Regions from separate parts of the Homo sapiens genome. Here region 2 is linked to region 1. The links are chromatin contacts, found by Hi-C or POLR2A ChIA-PET in ENCODE. All regions are on one chromosome and are shown on one strand. Each heading gives the region's core, a stretch centred on a gene start or an enhancer-like site at or near the end of the contact. The rest is flanking DNA. Distances are from core to core; before and after follow the strand shown. Region 1 has its middle 130 kb from the start of CELF2-DT. Region 2 has its middle 160 kb from the start of CELF2-DT.

Region 1 (2,700 bases), core at 24-2,523:
TGTGATAAGTGAGAAGGTCTACTTTATTGTTTTAATTTGCATTTATTTTGTGCTTAGTAGGGATAGACAATTTTATTCATCTACCATAGCAACTTAACACATGCATTTTGCCCTGGAGGAATAGGGTTTAAAAGAATGAGACAGAGACAAATAAGTTTTGACGGACAAAGGGCAGAAAAAAAGAAATGCCCAGAGCCTAGATTTTAGCAAAAGCATCAGTTGAAGAATTTATAAAGTTTCTGACTTAACTGATGAGGGAGGGGCCAGTCCTTGGTATTTTCCACAAGCTTTGCTGGTAGATCTAACATGAAACTGAGTGGAGAACACCTGAGACAGAGCTTGGTCAGGAAGGCAGACCTGTTGGGCTGCCAAGGTGGGCTGTCCAGAGCAGTTGAGGGTGGAACACAGAGACACTGGGTACCTTCGTGGCTGGTGGTAGTAAAGGGCAGGAAAGTTATCAGAAGGGAATTAGAGGTAGAATAGCCAGTGTGATTCCGTCTTTGATTACACCACTTACTCTCAATTTGGGACTGAAAATTGTGCCTTTTATTATACAACTTACTCTCCAGTTGGGGCTGATAATTCAGTTTGTGAATTGTTCTGGTTCCTGTTTTTCTGGCTTCAGGGTGCATTTTACACATTTCCTTGCTCATAAGCACCTCTGTGAAATGTTAAAAAATAATGGCTAAAATAGAGGGCTGGGGATTATCTGTGGGTTTCAAATAGCCAATCTTTTCTTGACCCCATTGCCACAGAAAATAACAAATTAACTTTAAGATGATGTTTCTTCCCATCTCTGCACCCCAAATAGAGGGAGATTATAAAAGCCTGTGTGTGTGTGTGTGTGCATGCACATGTGTGCACTCACATGCCTGCTATGTCATACCTTAGGGCAGCACATGTTTCTATAGCCCTGGAGGCAAATAAAACCCCCAGACAGTGGCCTCACCTCTACAAGGCCATGGAAGGATTCCTGAGCACCCCGGGCAGAGACTTGAATCTACCTGTCCCAGATTTCCTGCCAGGACTGAAAAATGGGCTACTTAGAGGTAGGCACCCTAGAATCACTACTTTAGGGTTGTTTTAAGGACACTGCTCCTGGTATCTGAGGGAAGTCTAGGACCTTAGCCAGGGTTTTAGAAGCAGCATGATGTAGAGGAAAGATTATAAACCTCAGAGTCAGATAACCTGGATCCTAGCCAGCCTTTCTGCGACTCACTGTCTGAATGACGTGTGAGAATTTGCCTAATTTCTCTGGGTCTTGTGACTTTCTCATGTGAACAGTGAAGACAGTGACTCACGTCTTTTCTTGTGGGGGAAAGGATGAATTTCCATGACCCCCAGCTTGGCCAGGCACTCACCTGGTGGACTGAAATGAATCACTAAGCCCCTGTGAGTCTCATTTTCACATTCTCTCAAATGGGGTTAACAGCACCAGCCACAGCTACCTAGCTCAGACTGAGGAAAGGTGTACGAATTGGAAACAAAAATTAAAATTCTAAGTCCCCCAGCCATCTGAATGGATGTCTCCTCTCTGCCCAGGGCATTCCAAAGTTAACCTGAAAAACTAGCTGAGGCTATGATGGGAAGGGATAGTTGGATAAGCCTTATTACCATTAACATCAACACAGACCTTAAGACTGGTAGAACAAATCCTTTAACTCTGATAAGAAACATTTGCCATCTATTGTCTCTTAAGTGGGAAGCTTCATCTGCATGATAGAACCTTGGCTTCCATAAACCTGTATCTTCATCCAGACATTCCTTTCTATTGATTCCAGGTCTTTAGCTAACAACTCAACAAATTGCCCAGCGGAAAATCTTTGAATCTACTTATGACCTGGAAGCCCCCACTTCCAGTTGTCCTGCCTTTCTGGACCAAACCAATGTACATCGTACATCTATTAATTGATGTCTCCTGTCTCCCTAAAATGTATAAAACCAAGTTGTAGCCTGAGCACCTTGGGCACATGTCATTAGTACCCCCTGAGACTGTGTCACAGGTATGTCATTAACCTTGGGAAAATAAACTTCTAAATGAATTGAGATTTGTCCCAGACACTCTTTGTTTTATAGGACCGGGTAAGTTGATGTGCATGGAAACATCAAGGAGAGTTTAAACTGGCACTTCAACATAAGTGGGTGGTACTCTGTGAATACTGGCATCCACACCAGAATAGGATAGAGGAGTCTGTTTCCGAATGGAGTGCTCCAAGTCTGGAATACCTTGAGAATAGCTCTAGGGTTCATTGTTCAATTAATGGCTTTGCTGTAACATTGTTTAGCCTTTTTACCCCTTGACCTATTTTGGTAAAAATGTAAATCTCATATACTTCTTTAATGCCATTTGAAATATCAGAGTACATTAACTATCAGGAACAAACTTGAGTCATCTACAATCCCTCCAAGAGATGCCTCCTTGCTAGTCTGACCCACCCCACCACCATATTGAGCATGGCTGCTCTGAGGTAAATCCTGAGGTGACAGCCAGAGTGCCACCAGAGGCTTCTGGGTATCCCAGGGTGGTACAATCCCAATACGCCCTTTAATAGCCCTTTGGACCAACCTCAAGTTCACAGAATGCCAGAGCTGCCAGGTTCATCTGAGGCCCAGAGGAGTAAGTGACAGCTTTAGGGTCTCTCAGCCAGTGTGGGACAAGGTTGGAGCTAGGGTCACTGGTCTCATTCACCTGCTTGTTCC
Region 2 (2,700 bases), core at 92-2,591, 34 kb before region 1:
CTTCCGTGCAAAATGGGATTAATATTAGTACCCACTAAAGTACGTTATAAAAGGTTGCCGTGAGCATCAAATGCATTAATATGTAATGGCAGCTGCCCGTAGTACAAGGTCAGTGACTGTTGCTGTTGCCGTTCTTGTGGTTATTATTGCTGTATTTCCATAGTTAGAATTGCCCTTAGATAATATAGCAAGTGGATTAAAAGCCAAATGGGGGTTATCTTTAATTTGTCTTTTCTATCAATACCATACCTACATGGTTAGGGAAAATTTCCCACCTTCCCTATGTTTTTACACAGTTCCTATCTAATTAAACTGAGAACGAGTCAGGGAGAACTTTAAGGGAAAAAGAAGTCACAAAAGGGCAGTGTGAAGACTGAGTTTTTCATTTTATTTTGCATTTAATTTTGTTGGTAAACATGAAGAAATATTCTCGCCCACTTAGGCTTGGCAGTGACAGCGGTGATAAAAGGTGTGAGCCGCGCAGCTTCGTGTGACATCTTATTTTATTGTTAACAACAAAAGTAGCAGCACGAGGACCTTTCCTCCTGCCATCTGCCTCTTTGTGTCCCTGTGAATCTGTTTCTTGTCCCCTCATTCCCTGGAGAGAGATGATTATCCATGAGTTATTTCAGCAGTGCAGAATTTCTCTCAGAAATCTTGGAACCTGGGACGACTGTCTTAATTTGTCAAATCTCAGGGAAACATGTGAATAGAGTGTGCTATTTATAGATGTTTAGATCTGTTGGGATCTGAGACTGTATCTCCCAGGGTTTTCTGCAATCAACATATATAATCGCATCAGGACTAGGTTTCTGTGCGGAAAACATGATGCTGGGCGTGGTGGCTCATGCCTGTAATGATGCAGCACTCATTTGGGCCATTTTTACAACCCATGATGCATCAATGAGCCGAATTGGCCAAATGTGATGTGAACTGTGAATAGATGAAGGGAGCTAGATTTACTAACTGCTTGTACTGAAAGCCTGAATCATTTTGACTTGTGTAGATGCAGACCAATGTTTGTTGTTGTTTTTTAAGTGACTCAGGTAATGCCATCGAAGCATGACTGTGACTTGTTAGTATGGCTCACGTGTTCTGGAACAAAGACAAAAGGCTAAAGATACTGAAAGGCATTTCTAGTTGAGGACTGTAAAAACTGATACAGACCAGATTTCTGGCATGGATTGTAGAAATTTGTACATAAGCTCAGCTATGATCCATGTCAACTGTCACTAAAGCAGAGGGGATGATAAGAATGAAGCGGAGGCCACGGAGACAGGGATCTGTTTGTCACCCTTGGGAATATTGTTCCTAGTGCACACTGCCTGGTACATCCTGTTCTTTCTCATTCCAAGCCACAGAGATAAATTTTTCAAAATTGGAAACGCAGAGACAAGAGCAGAAGAGTCAATCCACAAAGACTTGCAGAGTCCAGTTTTATCATAGTCTTATCAGATGGGCCCTCCCTTCTTGGGTGTAGGGCTGAGCACATCATCTCTGCAGTCAGACTACCTGGGTTCCGGGCCAGGCTCACCAGTTCAACTCATTGGCTGGCACTGGGCAGTTCACTTCTGCATCTCGACTTCTTGACCTGTAAGTTGGGTATAATAAACCCTATTTCGAAGATTTGCGGTAAGGATTAAATAAGATTATATAAAGCACTTAGAACAGTAAATGGCACCTTATCAATGCTCAGTGAACGTAAGCTCTTTTTAACATCCTCATCATGGTCATTATTTCAGTATGTCTTCCCCCTCCACTGTCTCTGGATCATCGTGGGTCCATCTGCTTCTTAATGCCTAGGCTCAGACATTCTTCCTGGATCCTTTCCCCTAAGTACTGGAAGCTACTAAAGCAGGTACCATGTTTCCCCATGGCAGCTCCTGCTGCAGTGGCTTTGGGGACTGCTGTAACCAGGGAAAATAGAGTGACAGTCCACTCTGCCTAAGGGAAAGAGACTTCATGCCATTCAAATACTGCCAGCATGACATAATTCCCACTGTTAAGATTAGCATTTTTGCAGAATCAGAATATAGTATGAAGAGAGGTAATTCGGAGTAAATTAAATGATAATTCTGCAATCAACTTGCCAACTGCCCTTTTACTTTTAGTAAACTATGGAGCACTTTTTGGACGCATGTTTATTACACAGATTACCCACATTCGCTGCTCTCTGAGGAATAAGAAGAGCCTCCTTTGGGAACTCTCTGCAGACAGGTTTCAAATTCTAGCAAATAGAGGCAGCTGTACTGCCATTCATGGGCATAGATTCCACAGGCTGCCTGTCCTGTGTGACTGACAGCATTTTATCCAATTTTTTTTTTTTTTTTTTTTTTTTTTTTTTTTTTTTTGAGACGGAGTCTCTCTCTGTCGCCCAGGTTGGAGTGCTGTGGCGCAATCTCGGCTCACTGCAAGCTCCGCCTCCCGGGTTCAGGCCATTCTCCTGCCTCAGCCTCCTGAGTAGCTGCTGGGACTACAGGCGCCCGCCACCACGCCCGGCTACGTTTTTTTGTATTTTTAGTAGAGATGGGGTTTCACAGTGGTCTTGATCTCCTGACCTCGTGATCCACCCACCTCGGCCTCCCAAAGTGCTGGGATTACAGGCATAAGCCACCGCGCCCGGCTTCCCTGCAATTGTATTGTTTATCACCTGCTTCCAAAGCCAGGTCCACAATCACACATCCTGTCTGCACTCCTCTC

Evidence for each region. A loop is a pair of places that touch in the nucleus more often than their neighbours do. ChIA-PET counts read pairs that join two places held with the same protein, here RNA polymerase II (POLR2A). Pooled maps may share reads with other maps.
Region 2: a pooled map shows a loop between it and region 1 (2.1-fold over the local background). The contact joins two enhancer-like sites. A Hi-C loop is called at or near these places in 1 of 50 pooled maps. POLR2A ChIA-PET finds 5 or more read pairs at or near these places in 3 of 52 experiments (H1, OCI-LY7 and Panc1).

Annotation. Positions count from the first base shown.
Region 1 is chr10:10,588,309-10,591,008 of GRCh38, reverse strand. It overlaps a transcript of CELF2 not described here. Among named protein-coding and RNA genes, the nearest start is that of CELF2-DT, 130 kb to the right of the region's middle. RefSeq lists enhancers at 1,236-1,435, 1,397-1,947. Within about 2 kb of position 1,273, at least 3 of the 41 ENCODE cell types and tissues checked have a DNase peak (open chromatin) inside an H3K27ac peak, as active enhancers do.
Region 2 is chr10:10,622,737-10,625,436 of GRCh38, reverse strand. It overlaps a transcript of CELF2 not described here. Among named protein-coding and RNA genes, the nearest start is that of CELF2-DT, 160 kb to the right of the region's middle. Within about 2 kb of position 1,341, at least 4 of the 41 ENCODE cell types and tissues checked have a DNase peak (open chromatin) inside an H3K27ac peak, as active enhancers do.